3 separate regions of the Mus musculus genome follow, and regions 1 and 3 are each linked to region 2. The links are chromatin loops, found by intact Hi-C in ENCODE. Cell type or tissue: left cerebral cortex. All regions are shown on one strand.

Region 1 (5,000 bases), 740 kb before region 2:
TGAATATACTAAAATATTAGCATGAATTTTGAAACAGTAGTATCTACCTTAGTATCTGTAAGTTTGAATGCTATTTTAGTGATTTAAGCCTATGACATTTTTAAACTTTGGATTTATTGACTATTTTTATGACTAAGATATTTTGTTGGTGAAGTACAACATGAAATACTAGGAAACACACAGCATCACTGTGTTTTCACCATCGTGTTCGTGGTTTTTATGAAGAAGCATTCCTGCTGGATCTAGAATCATTGACTTCTTTACTGAATAATGAAATATTTGTTTGTAATAACACGCGCAGTATCTTTCTTTCATCTTTTCTTGATAATTTAGAAGATAAACACACACAAATATTACACACATACCACACACACACACACACATATATGTGTATATGTATATATATATGCTATCAGTTTGGACTTTGAAAGCCTGTGTCCTACATACCCTTCTATAATAAAACTTCAGGAAACAAAACAAAGAGTTTAATTTGAAAACATGTTTTTGTTATGAATGGAGGAATGGAAGATTAAAAGAACTTACAAACAACAACAACAACAACAACAACAAAAACCCAACCCCAACAATCCCTCTGTAAGGAGCAGTTGTTTCTCACACATTCTGTGACTCCTTTGGATTTGTTTTATGTTTGGGTAAAACACTTTAGTGTAATGATGCCTAAATGAGACAAAACAAAACAAAATAAAAACAAAATGCAACACATAAAAGTTGGAAACGACAAAGAGATAAAACCAAACCAAAAAAAAAAAAAAAAAAACAAACAAACAAACAAACCCCAAAAAACAAAAACCAAGGGACACATTTGACTCCTGGTGTTTCTGAGTCGGAGCTTCAAGCTCTTTCTATTCTTCCCAGCCCACTCGATTACCCTGCAGGTTGTGGCAGACAATTCCCAGGAAAAGCTTAGACACGGAGCCTGCTTGCTTCTTGACTCCATTTTAAACCTTTTGTTCACACCAGGGTGGCATTTTTTCACACCACATGTGGCAATTTTGACTCCTAGCCAACTTGTCTTACAAAATCAAAGTCTGCAGGGTTTCCCCACCCCCACCCCCTCTGTTCACAAGGAGCTTACTGAACTCTGACTGCTGGAGAGTCTTCCCTAGCTATTGGTGCAGAAGTTTATGGAAAAATGTTTTTCCAGAGAGAGAAAGGGAGAGAGGGGAAGAAGACAGGCAGAGTGAGAAATGTCCTGCCTTGAAACACTGCAGATGAATTCTTAGATAGAATAGATGTTAACTCTGCAAATATTACTTGTGAAAAAAAACACAGAGAGCTCTATGCTTATTAATTTTTAGCATTATGCTTAATGTTAATTATAAAATCAGGATAATTAAAGAAAACACTAAGGAGATGTAAATTCCAATATGATCATGTCATTTTAAAAAGCTGCCATGTAATAATAAAATGAAAATATCTGCGGGTACATATTGTCTTTACCCTGCATTTTACAATACTCACTAGGAGCGAATGGATGTTCCTTTTGTATATGATACTGAACATGCTGTGTTTGATACTATCTCTAGCCAGGAGTAAAAGAAAAGGTTCTTCTAGAACTGTATGCTGTGAACCCCATCAATGAAATAACTGCTCCTACTTCATCTTTTTAAAGAGAATTTTCTTTCATTCTTACTTGTTTCCTTTAAAGGGTGCCTCACTCATTCACATTTTGTAATGGCAAATTGCAAAACTATAGCTGAGAAATGATATAAAACGCACTCACCAGCAAGTAATGGAAGAAACAGTATTTTACCAAATTCAAAGGTTTGTGCAGAGGCTGTTCCTCTATTTCTAGGAGGGACATGAAGGAACACAAATCTCTGAGTATATGTGATGTTATAGATAACAAGGCAGATGCAACTGTATGTAGGTTTCCCCTGGGTAAGCTTACCCTGTTTTCTTTTTATTTATTTATACTAATAAGAACATTTAAAGATAGACATTAAAAACATTTCTTCAACATACATATTAATTCATTATCTGTGTAAGAATGTCAGTAGAAGGTGGTTGTTTTAGTCAACCCATGGGTGGTAATTGTATGACTGCTTAGTTTTTCTGCAGTAGCACAGTAATCATATGTTTTAATCGTAAGTGACAAATCACAAGGCAAAAGGGAAATCAGATATTGGAAGCCATAGTAAACATCTGTAAAGTATCAAATATCAAGACCAAAGAGACTTATTGCTTATTGATATGGCATGAAAATATACTAAAGTTTTTTGCTAAAACGTCGGCACAGAGGAACAAAGCCTTTGTAGTCAATGTGAGCTGCATGTTTTATTTATCAAAATAACAACACTATTGTGCAGTAAGGAAAGAAATATAGAACAGCTACATGTGAGGGCATGTATGCCTTTGCTCCCTTCACTCAGACAACATGTAAGTAAACTCACTGCATTTGAATTATTCACTGCAGGGTTTACAATAAGAAATTTATCTGGTAAATTGAAAAGACCTCAATTAAGAAGCATGCACAAACTCACACTCATACACAGTCATATACACACATGCATGCTATGGGTAACTGTAAAACAAGAGATAGTCCATCAGAGCTTAAGAGAGAGAGGGCAGCCTGGTTTCCAGCAGAAGATGACTAGCAGGCAGAACCTCGTAGCTTTCCCTTAACACAGGGCAGTTACTTCGGTTAACTTAGAAAAAGAATGGAAAATACAAAGCATGTGATTTCCAGGAATAGATAAACCCAGACTCACTGCTTAAAAATTAATTGCAGATGGGTTTATATTCCGAGTTTTTTTTTTATGGTGCCTGAATATTTATAAAGTACATGGTTTGCTTTTCAGTTAATTTAAAAACTGACCTTTGTACAAATAGAAAGGAAAGCATTTTTTTTTTTTGCATCTAGAAATAAAATGTACAGAGGTCAAATGAAACTATTTTCATTTAAGCTAGAACAAAGAAGCTAAAGGAAACAAAATATCTGGTCAAACATGTACCTGTGTTCAACCCTCACAGAATGCTAACCAGAATCTAAACAAACAAAACAAAACAGAACAGAAAAAAACAAAAACACCCTCGTAAATCATTTGACCCTAGGAACTTTAAAGGAAGGAAAAATATTATCTAAGGTATAGTAAGTTTATAAAATAATAGTTACCTACTTTTGCAGCCAAAAATAAACGTGTGCTGAAAAATATGATTGTTGCATGTGCATCCCAAAGAGAATAAAAATCCATCTAACTCCTCTTTCTTCATTGGTAGAGGGAAGAAGCAGCTTTGATTGCTTTTAGGTTTCTTCCTTTCCACCCTTGCTGCCTAGTCCCTCTTCTCGCCAGTGTATCTTTATGTTAGGAGAAACAGAACACAATCCCAAGACAGACATATTCAAAATAAACACTTCCGGGGCCAGAGAGTAACAGGCTTGCTGCTTTTCTTTCTAGCTTCTTTTAATATGAGTTTATACGTTCTGCCACAAAATTCAACTTGTAAGTAATCCTGTGGTACTTCAGCCTAGATGAAAAGAATGCTCATTGTGAATTATATTTCATCTGTCACAATAACCTTTTTTATTCTGCCCTGGACCTCCCCCTTGCCTTTGGCAATTAGAGAAAATATGTATGCCTTTAAGTATGAAGTACTCGTTTCTTCAAATCCAACCAAACCACTCCTGATGACAGTCACAGACAGACAGTGCTTTCAAATCACCATGCTGGGGAGATGCACCCAAGACATCCTCAAGCTACCCAGTTTCACAAGGACACGGTGAAATTGGGCATTCGGGAATGAGCAGGTGCCATAAGTCTCATTAACATCAGCTGCTGGTGAGCAGCAAGGAAATTTTAGTTATATTTAAAAATTGAAATGCAAAAACCTTCTAGTTACTTTTTTAGTTAAATCGTGCCCGGAGACAGATATTATCAGTAATATTTACTTCAATATATTAAATCATAATGATTTTATTTGTCATTTGTACTTTCCTAAGCACAAAATAAGTTATGTGCTTTTAAGTATATTTCAACACTTCCAATTAATATTTTTGCTGATGTTTAAAGAAGGAGAGAAAGCAAAGAAAACACATTCCTTTCAGATAGAGTTTAGCAGACACTGTCATTCAGTTTAAAAATCAATGTGTTTATCCGGTTTACTTACTCTTATAAATTCACTGAAATCACCTTGAGAGGCTCAAGTTCACCTTTCTGGATTTAAGCCTGTTAAATAACAGACACCATCAAGTCGTCCCCGTAAAAGGATAACTTAGATGCTCGGCTTTATAGGGTGTAGTAAAAGTTAGCACACTTCTACCTACAAAGCTACAAAAAAGACCTTAAGACAGCTACAAAGGAAAACAGAGGACAGGAGAAAAAAAAGTTCCGTTTTCACAGCAAAACAAAAATCCCTGCTTGTACAGTATCCCAGGCAGTCTCCAGAACAGCTGGATAAAGGCATACGAATAATTTAAGCCAACACAAAATTCATCAAGTATGAAGAAAGAAAGAAGGAGAAAAAAAAAAAAACCAACTTGAGACTAAAATGAAAACCTTTTGGCCCACAGCACAGGTTGGGCACAAAAGTGCTGGCTAAGCTATCTATTTCACACATGCAACGACAGAAGGTTCGATATTCATTCGATCGATGAGTGAAAAGGCACAATGGCAAAATCAGACAGACTTCTTTTCAAATACAGATCTCCAATGTCCCCCTCCAGTCTGCAGCTGCACGGCTGGTGGTGTGGCTCAGACGGAGCAAGGGTTACATCAAGGCTGCTCTCTGGACCGTGCAAACAGTCTAGACCAATGACCTGCAGCATCATGCCCTTTGAAGAAGAGGCAAGTTCGGTCATGATGAAGAAGAATCGAGGCGTACCCCCTTTTAACAATAGGGAGCAGCTCGAGGCTGCAAAGAGGTAAGCAGGGTAAGAAGAAAACAGCATCTGCTTCCATGGTTACAGGCCAACTATGAGAACCTCGCTTTTCAAGGGAGTCTGTTCTCAGGCTCCCTTGTGGGGTGTGCTGTGCATTGTA
Region 2 (5,000 bases):
ACACATGACAAATAATTGACTTTTACTACAAAAAATCATAGAGCTAAATTTGCAGATATCTTATTTCTCCAGCCATTGGACATATCTTACTGTTCCCATTTCTGAAGTGTTATAATTCATGTTTTGGTTTGGTTTGGTTTGGGTTTTTTTTTTTTTTTATGATCCTGAATCTGTGAAAGTTTATTTCTCTCAGGGTAATTGAGCCTCATTTTCTAAAGTCTTGACATCACAATCCCACCTCCCCTAGCCTAACACCCACCAACAGTTTGGAAGTTTCATCTTTCCACATTTAACTTTGATGGGTGTAATTTACTTCTCTCTTACTTAAATAAAATTAATTTAAAATGATACCCATAAAAGTGTGTAATAAATGTTTCCCTCTGACTTTCGGAGGGGCTCTGTGTTCTGGCTTGCAGAACCTCCCTGGCTGGGTTTTGTACATTTACTTAGCCCCTGCCCCCCTTAGCTTCAAGGCCTCCAGATGACCAAATCTATCTACTTCTGCATGAAAATGTATTTACAATTTCTGATTTCAGTAATAAAACAGCTTTGGAGCAAAGTCATAAGTGGGTTTATGACTTAGGATGGCCTCCTCCTATAATTTTGACATTGAAAAGCCATAAGATAAGCAGCAATTTTAATCTATTCACGACTTGTAACCTACCTCAGTTAATCAAGGAAAAGAAAAGTAAACATTCCAATATTAACTGTTTGCTGTAATATATGGATATTCCTACCCCAGAATTGTCTGTTGAGTTCACATTAATTCTATTTGTTTGAAATGTTCCTGTAAAAGCAGTCTTAGAGTATAGGTCTGGCTTCACTCATCAAAAAAAAAAAAAAAAGTGATACATTTTTTTCTTCTCTTCTTTATTTTTCATATTAAATAAATATTGAGCATCAACTGGTCTAAATATTTCTTGAAGAACTTCTATACTTCTAATTAAACCCCAAACATGCTTTTTCTCTTTTTAGATAAAAAAGGAAACCCTCATTTATTAATGCCCTGCATCTAAACTTAGCCAGAAGAAATGCGGCACCGTAAGGCAAGTTAAACACATCTGAACTCCCCTCAGCTGCCCGCAGCTTGACCTGTGTTTCCTACTCACCAATCCTGCTGCTCTTCTCAGGGCCAAGGATGTTCCGTTTCCTTTGTATCCCTTTCAGAAGTAATTGGTGTGTTCAAAACTTTTCCACATGACTCAGACTTTCTCCCCTTTGCTTTCAACTCCATGCGATAGTCAACATTCACTCTGTAGAACGTCAACCCAGAGTTCATACCAGGTGTACGGACTTCTATTTGTTTTATATTTCTATTCCAGTGGATAATAATTCCTCTGGGTTTCTATTTTGTCAAACAAAATATTTCTTTCCACCTCTGGATGCATTCAAATCAGGCTTAATGAATCTTACTCCCTCATTTAAGGTTTTAGGAAATAACTATTATTTAGCAAGTGATAATTATGGAGACAATTGCTACAATAAATCATCCTAAATTATTTCACTAACAAAAGGGCTTTCTAGGTTAATAATGTAAAATTTTTACTATACTAAATTGCTTCCTGATTATTCTACTACTATTTAAACAACATATATCAGTGAGACCATAGATGCTATTTTATATTTCTCCAACTTGTTAACATAATAATTATATGGGAAAATAGAAATACACGCTATTTTTCCTGAATCCTCAAATGAAACTTTCTATCTATAAAAACAAACTTATCTTATTACATACTCGTTATAATTATCTTAGAAGTTCCTACAAATAAAAGGAGCCTTATTATAGCCAAAAAGATTTTTTATAAATATGAAATTTGGTCTCAGTGTAGAAGGAAAATTTTATAGTGATATAAAGTTAAGAAAATACAACTGTTTCTTTGAAAAACATCACTTAATGGAAAATGTTTAGTTCAGTCTAATAAAATTGTCATTTTAAAGATAATTTCTGACTACACATTTACTTATCAGCTCATTTCCAGATGTTAAAAGCAGAATGTAAACTATTGTTTGTCCACTTATCACTGTCCATAGTTTTCAAGGGTTTTCTTTGAGGATAATTTACATGTGGAGCTAATATTTTAAGTTTTACTCAAATAACCATTGGTCACAATGATTCGTCAATGTAACTAAAATCTTGGAATCAAATTATGACCAAGATAAGCTCCAGACCTTGCAATCATCATGCCGACTGGAAAGAGGGCAGTGAGATCCCTTTTTTAACTGAAAACACAACATAATAAAGAAAAGAATGTAAACTAAATCCCAAATGTAACTGTATGACCAAAAGAAGTATTTGCATGTAAAAATGTGTTGCCAGAGTAAGGCAGATGTGGAGAAGCCTCTATGGAACACACAGAATGAGACTATCTGAAAGTTGGTATATTCTCCTGGAAAATCTTTTAATCTATCATTGATTAATTATTAAATACATAGAAATGTATGCCCAGTTGATAAGTTTCTGGTTGGTGAATTTAATACTTGGAAAACTAAGTTCAGTCCTGCAAATGAAGAATTAATTTTTCTTTCTACTCAACAAAAGTTTGTCAACACAAACATCATGGCCTCTGTCTCCTCTGACCTGGGGCATTTCTATAAGAACTACTCTGTTGTATTATTATTCAGATTCCATGAGATGATCTCAGGAACCTTGAGAGACTTAAAACATGGCAGGTTAGCTGGGGAGTCATATAGATATGCTATTAAAGCAAAGAGTGCTGACATCTGTACCATTTCTTGTACATAATAATAAGACTTTAATGAGTTTTGTTAAAAGAAAGAAATGCCTGGAAAAAAATTCCCTCTATCGGGTTAGCCTTCAAGAATTTCCCGACAGACTGAATTATTTTCACAAAATTAAAACCAATATCAGATCCTGTTTATTAAAATCACTCCCTCAATGTCCGACTATTCTTTTCCTTTGACATTTTTAAATGCTCGTCTTGTCTTCCTTTGTGTTTTTAGATGAATTCGTGTGCAGTACATTGATCAAAAGAAAGCGCTGCAAGAGAGCTTGCCAGGCTGGGGAAGGCAGTGAGCACTGAATTCACTGTTCAGCATCTAGTAACACAAGAGGCATGTGGATAATAGTTAGAGATCTAGCACACCTTAGTGGAAGCAATTATAACTACAACTGCTTCAAACACATTTCCACTTCAATTCCATTGTTTCAATGAAATTTCTTTGTACCTAAATAAAGGGATATTGGTTCGGCTTGAGCTCCTCTTAATTATGTATGCTTCCTTCCACTGAATCCTCACAGGAATTATGCAATGAGAGGAAACCTGATCATGAATTTCAAAACCAAAAGGCCTCCTCTCTTTTCAGAATATGCATGATGTTTTCATAGAGCTCCCCTGAAGCTACTGTACCAGAGACAATTGCATTTCATCTGGCATCACGGTAAAATATAAAGTATAAAGTATCACACACCCCGTGCACCCCATCAAACTACTAGTGTATTCTTGAACCACAAAGGTGTATCAGATCAGCTTTTCAAAGACTTCAAACACTTCTGTTTGCAAGTCAGTCTATGTATTCTGCTGGTGGGGTCATTTAGGCCATACGACTAAAATGTCATGGAGAAAGCAGAAAAGACATCACAAACATCTATCCTGTTATCCAGAGAGGCTTGGGAATGCTTGGTTTGCATCCTGTTCCATGGCTCTGTTACACAGTTGAGATGGGTAAGCATTACTCTCTGAAGACATTTTCCTCTCTGAAACTGGTATTGGAAGGGTAACATGTTTAGAGCTGGACCCTAATGGAAGACAAGCAAGACAATTGTCACTGAAAGAACACTATGGAGGTGGTGTGCTCCTATCTCCTCCTACCACATGAAGATGCAGCAAAATGGCTCTTACTGAACCACACATGTTGACACGCTGATCTTGAATGTCTCAGTCAACAAATTTGTGAGAACTACACTTCTGTTCTTCATCAACTATCCAGTTTGACTCTGTAGAAATTGCTTTTTGTTTGACGACTTTCTAAGTTATCAACCAAAAGAATTTGGTGGGGAAATACAACCTCTGCTTACTTTCCCATATGCACAAGTGCTGGCCAATGCCTGTGGTGTGAAGGAGTAGTCAACCAATCATCCATAGGCTCAGCTGTCAGAGCCGCTGGAGAGAAGTTCCTATACTCCCTACATCCCTGGAACTTGATCTAGGCAACAGTGACAGGAATGCAGCCAAGAATTGGTTGTAGTGACTGACACACTCTAGTAGGAAAAGTAGAACCGGTCTCAACTCCTTTTATGGTGTACCTGTTGGCACTTCAAAAGAAATATGTCAAAACACATTACACACACAAACTCACACACCACAAACACACATGCATACAAACATACACAACTGCAAACTCACACACGCATATGCATACAAACACACACCCACACATCTATAAACATATACACAGCACACACACACGCACACATACGAACACACGCACACATACATACAAATGGGCGCACACATAGAAACACACACAATAAACTATAAAATTACATCTCCTTTATCTACTCAGAGAGGAAATTCTCACTCAGCATTTTGTATTGTTTTGTTCAGTTCTACTCCTGTCTTATTTTGATCTTCCTTGTATATTAATCAGGATTCACTAGAGGACAGAGTCTGCAGAGTTTGTAGGATGAATATATACTTACTATATCAGCTTACATTGAAATAATAATACAGTTGTTACACCTGGGATTCTGAAAACCTAGTAGTTGCTAAGTCCTTGATACTCAGTACCTCAGCAGTTGGAGCACTCCCACAGTCTCACACCGCAGAGACCAACAACCCAACAGTTGGTTAGTCCATGAAGCAGTCCCAGTGTGGTGAGGAAACATGGAAGTTCCCTGGAGAGCTGCCAGTCCTTAGTCAACAATGGAAGCCTGGAAACTCTGGTGCTGATACCATTGAAGGAATGAGCAGAAACAACACAGAAGGCCAATCTCTCAAAGGAAGGATAATCTTTCTACCATGCCCTTTTTATCTGGG
Region 3 (5,000 bases), 920 kb before region 2:
ACCCGAAGACAAATAAAAAACTTTATCCATGTAGTCCACTACTAACTGTGTTAAGACAAACTACACAAAACGTTTCTGAGAAAACATGAACTTATGCTTTTCAAATGCCCCCCTCAGCCCCAAGAATTTTTATTCAAGAAATTTGCCTATTTGGACTCTAAAATATTAGCATTGAAATTTCAAGCTGTGAATTCATGGGCAGGGCCCCGAAGCCTCAGAAGTTAGAGCCATTTTGAACTTTATCCTGTTCTGTGATCTGAATGTTTGTCATTGTGGAGACAGAGGCATATAGTGTGGTTCTTGACGTTAATTATACTATGAATATTTTCCATACCTATTAAACACAACAAAGTTGTTTTGAAAGGGTGAGTCATTTTAGGAGACTGACAAGTTGTCTTTTAATTTATTGGTTTCGCATCTCATTCCAAGTTGGCTCTTCTTATAGAAGCCATTGTATTATTTATAAGGTTAAGATGACTGGCTGTTATTTTACAGCCTTACAGCCAATTTGCACTGACGTGACTCTTTTGATGAGATCATCATGATTGTAAATCTTAAGGTTATGCTTTTGATCTTCATAAAGAAGTTTGCTGGCCTCCATCTTTCGAGCCCAGATGGCACTGGCATTCCCTATGCAGTTATCTTATAAATGAATGTCTTTGATCTGGAGGGAGGGGGCCATCACTTTCTTATCTGTAGTAAAACTCAACCAATTAAGAGTCTTCTGACAGTGGCAGGTCAGAGCTGTATTTTTAATAAGGAAGGCAGCAAGAGGGCAGAAAGATACCAAATCAGTTACTAATTGCTGGAAGTCACCTATCTGAAATGAGTCTTTTAAATCTATAAACTAGGTCTAGCTTCTCTAGTTGAAAATAACTCCTAATAAGTTTTCAATGTAAAGTTATTTTACATTTAGATGATATAATAAAATATCATTTTAAAGTATGATTAACATATGAAGAAAATTGGGAAGAGTAATTCTGAATTCACATATATTTTGTAACACAAACAAGATTGCTCTAAACTTGCCTAACTTTACACCTCATGATATGCATAATTCCCTTTTTATGATATTCACAAAGCTATAAATACTCATTAATTTAAGCTGGTCAAGTTTGGAAAATCACCTAGTCTTGTTTAAAAATATATATAGTTAATTTCTTTACACACACACACACACACACACACACAAACACACACACACACACTCCCTAAATCCCCAAATATATTCTTTGCATTACCGCAATTGAAATTTTTTGATTATCTATATTTGTACATAAAATTATTAGCAATTATGACTTCCTTTACTTTCCTTAATGCATTATCAGATCAAACAATTGAAATGAGTAGGCAGATGAACTATATGGTCTTGAAAAATAAAACCAGCCATAGCTGTACATATATGTGTTATATGTATGTGTATATGTCAATGTGTACATGTATGTGAATGCATACAGGCAGGTATATGCTTATGTGTGTATAAGAGCAGGACCAAGATAAATAGGGTTAAGATTATATAATTGAACTTAATTTTTATATATTAATTCACAGAATTTTTTCAAATATTTAGGGAAACTCTATTTTAATAGGAAAATCATCAAGACAAATGCAAGAAGGTACCTAATTTTTTTTTCTTTTGTCTTCAACCTACCTAGCAAATAACAAATTTATACCTTTGCTTTCAGGCCTTATTACTTCAAAGCATGCACATACCAGTTCAGAGATAAAATGTTATATTTTCTTGTATTATCAGTGTTGTTTATGCTTGAGCCTTTTGATCTCTCAGTCTTATTAGTCTTTGAGTTTCTCCTTCCTTCTTATGCTAACTGCATTTTGGGAAGTATAAATAGGAAGACCCATGCTTTTCTTTTAAGATAATTCTAGCACTTAGTAAATGCTATATTAAAATCCAATATTCCAAAAGCTACTTAATTCCATATTTCATAGAAAGTTTCCAAATATTACAAAAGAGGATCATAAAATAAATATTAATGGAACGCGGCATGGTCTGTTCTCCACTATGTATAATAAATAGTACATTATTCATGTGGGTATAAATGAAGTACTGTGTTTTTTGAACACCCACTCTAATGATGAATTCCATACTCAAATACAGAACTATCAGCAGAAAAGCAAACACTCCAATCAATTCAGGTAAACATTGGTGAAATACTACCTGAAAAAATAGTATTTCAGTTATCATTCTTACTGGGAAAACAAAGTAAAATAAGCACGAAATGTAGGAAAATATCTTTCTGCCAGTATCCTCAACCAGTGAACACTTCTGTAAGCTGGATCCTGTCTTTTCTTCCTCTGTCGTAGAATCACTCACTGGTCATACTGCCATTCTGTTTATGAATATGTAAATATAACGTGCACAGAAATAATAGCAGTTTGCCCAGAGACCAGGCTATAGTATACTGATTTTGTATACTCACAGAATATTTAATTTTTTAAGCAGTCAAATTAGTGCTGCAAGATATACCCTAGTTCCGTGATATGGAAATGCGCAAATGGAGCTTAGGCAGATGCCCACGACAATTGAACTGCAAATAAATGAACATCTAAGCCTAACCGTGGAGAGACATGTACATTATTTAGCTTCTTACTCTGATGCTTAGTGATACAGAGGAAGTCTTTAGGTCCTTAATTACCTTTTATTTGCTGACTAGATTCTACCTCCACAGCTCACACCAATAAATAACTAGACTAATGTTTAAATCATGCACACACAACACACACACACACACACACACACACACACACACACACACACACACCACATACTTTTCCTTTGAAGCAGAAAATGATGTCTATATTCACCCAAGTGTTGTGGAGGAAGCATTAAGCTTTGGGAAGGAAATAATCGGTGGATTTTTATTCCTGAAGTAAGCAAGCATGTTCGTGCATATTCTTTCTGCATACATGCCTATGCGTCACTCAGTGCAAGCGGTGCCCCTGCAGCTTTTGCGCAGTAATTAGATTGGTGTAATCACAGTGGAATGAAGACAGCCACACTGATAATTTCACAGTGAATATTAAAGACATATGTGCCTTCCAGTGTACAATAAATGAACCTGAACTGCTGTCAGGGTCTAGGAGGACAGTGTGGCCAATGCACCTATTGTGTCCCTGCTGCAGAAAGGAGCCTGCCGATTGGCTACTGTCTGCAGCACATAGCACTGGCTTGTTATAAAGGACTTGTCTAGGGGAGAGCCTGTAGGTACTCCATTGTCTGGTAAAGTTCATATGACTGCATTATTTTGCAAGGGGGGTGGTGGAGGTGGTGGTGGAGGGAGAGCTTAGAGGGGGTATCAGCTCAACTGTAAAAGCTATACAGATTCTCTCTCTCTCTCTCTCTCTCTCTCTCTCTCTCTCTCTCTCTCTCTCTCTCTCTGTCCTTCCTCTCTCTCTCTCTCCCCCTCTCCCTCTCTCCCTCTCCATAGATCATCTCTGCTTCATGCCCTGTCTCATTTCGCATAGCTAAAAAAAAAAGAATGCTAATTAAGATCCCATGTCTTAACCTGAAAATAATGACTCGGCTGTAATTAGAAATCTGCTGAGAGTTTAAAATTCTAGTAGGGGACCAAAAGCATCAGTTATGGTGATTAGGAAGAAAATGAAGAAGTATGTTTCTGTAATCAAGGTAAACATGGGAAAAGGGGGATTCCCTCATCTTTTTTTTTTATCCAATTTTAACCAATAGTATTCTGCTGCAGATGAGAAGATACTGTGTTTCAAAAACGATTTTAACCATCAAATTGAAAGAACACAAATCAGTAGCAATAGAAGCCTTAATCCTCCTTAGGATGCAATTCAGATGAAAGACCTGCTTTTATTTTTCTTTTTTGTATGTGTGTGTTATAGACGGATCTGAGAACGCTGTCTGGGCTTCGTGCCAAGGGCTGGTATTCACACAGCAACGACGGCCTCACAGAAGAGCTGTGGGAAGCAGGAGGGCGAGCCTCTCTTAGGGTGCCACTACTATGGAGACACAGCTGGGCTGAACAAGATTTGCTTCAAACGACAACAAGAGAGACAGAAAGTATCTGATTCAACCGCTGCCCAAGCAGGCAGGCACCAGAAGAGCTAGCAGCCAATCCGGCCATGCTCGAAGCCAGTCCTGCAGCTCAGCCAATCAGTGACATCATTGGTGAGAAACTCATTTACATCATGCAGTAATGAACTTTGTTTAACATAGCCTTCCCCCTTTTCCTATTACCCTCCCCTCCCCCAGATTAGTCCTTCCATTAATTATTCTGGTGGCATAATTTAAATCGCTATGTGAAAATGTGGCTACATTCTTCCTGGTAGCTCTTACCCAGTCTCCAACTGATGTCTGCAGTAACAGAAGTGGTTCTAAGTACAATGCTATTTTGCTTGGTTGGGTCTTGCATATATTATCTTCTCCTTCTTAAAAAGAAAAAAAAAAACTCTCAGAAAAAAAATCCCAAACTTTTGTTTATTAGATGCCCCCTCTCAATGAAATACGTGTTTTCTCCAAGTTGCTGTACAATGTAATAGGGAATGGGGGGGGGGTATGCTGCCATGGACGTTGTGATTTTTTTTCCAAGCAATCTGCATCTTGGAGGTCCCTTTCACGTTTTTAGATTTTATGTTGTAGTGGCCATTTTACATACAGTGCTTTCTCCAAGAAAAAGCTCTATGTACATCTGTCAAATGGAGGAAAGTTCTCTCTTGTTTTATTCTGTCCTTCACTGCTCTCAGCCAACATGTCATCTTATTAATGAATAGAACTGAGGTCATTTCTGAACAAATCTCTCCCTTCCCATCGCAGCACAATGCACCTGATTTGCATCCATTTACTAGAAATACTGAATACAAGAACCAGCTTGAAAAGAAGTGCAGGGAACAGCTTACATATTATTTCAGAATATGACAGGGACATTTGTTTCTCAGGAGGCATAATATGTAACAGCTGCTTTAATGTTTCTCTGAAAATGCCTGCTCTCCATTTATAGTTCAATACCTCCAGTGAA

What was found. Hi-C counts contacts between places; a loop is a spot of excess contacts. Peaks named below come from ENCODE experiments on the same cell type or tissue, not always from the same donor. Only the 100,000 strongest peaks of a DNase experiment are listed, where the experiment ranks them.
Region 1: a loop joins it to region 2, with 4 times the contacts of the local background. A loop is called at or near these places in 2 of 42 quality-filtered maps.
Region 3: a loop joins it to region 2, with 4 times the contacts of the local background. A loop is called at or near these places in 4 of 42 quality-filtered maps.

Annotation. Positions count from the first base shown.
Region 1 is chr16:77,416,971-77,421,970 of GRCm38, forward strand. All of the region lies in intron 2 of Mir99ahg (Mir99a and Mirlet7c-1 host gene (non-protein coding)), which reads left to right. It overlaps 9430053O09Rik (a long non-coding RNA gene), which reads right to left and starts at 3,412. Exons shown (of 4, transcript XR_003951960.1): 1 at 3,141-3,412. In left cerebral cortex, a CTCF peak has its summit at 906; DNase peaks (open chromatin) are centred at 967, 1,779, 2,351, 3,372 and 2 more places; H3K4me3 peaks cover 4,287 bases; H3K27ac peaks cover 4,769 bases.
Region 2 is chr16:78,153,662-78,158,661 of GRCm38, forward strand. It overlaps Gm31495 (a long non-coding RNA gene), which reads right to left and starts at 1,279. Exons shown (of 3, transcript XR_876180.1): 1 at 1,110-1,279. In left cerebral cortex, a CTCF peak has its summit at 3,112; a DNase peak (open chromatin) is centred at 3,059; H3K4me3 peaks cover 502 bases.
Region 3 is chr16:77,233,098-77,238,097 of GRCm38, forward strand. No RefSeq gene overlaps it. Among named protein-coding and RNA genes, the nearest start is that of Gm31258, 67 kb to the right of the region's middle. In left cerebral cortex, no CTCF peak of the experiment used is centred here; DNase peaks (open chromatin) are centred at 2,591, 3,060, 3,525, 4,026 and 2 more places; H3K4me3 peaks cover 2,033 bases; H3K27ac peaks cover 2,091 bases.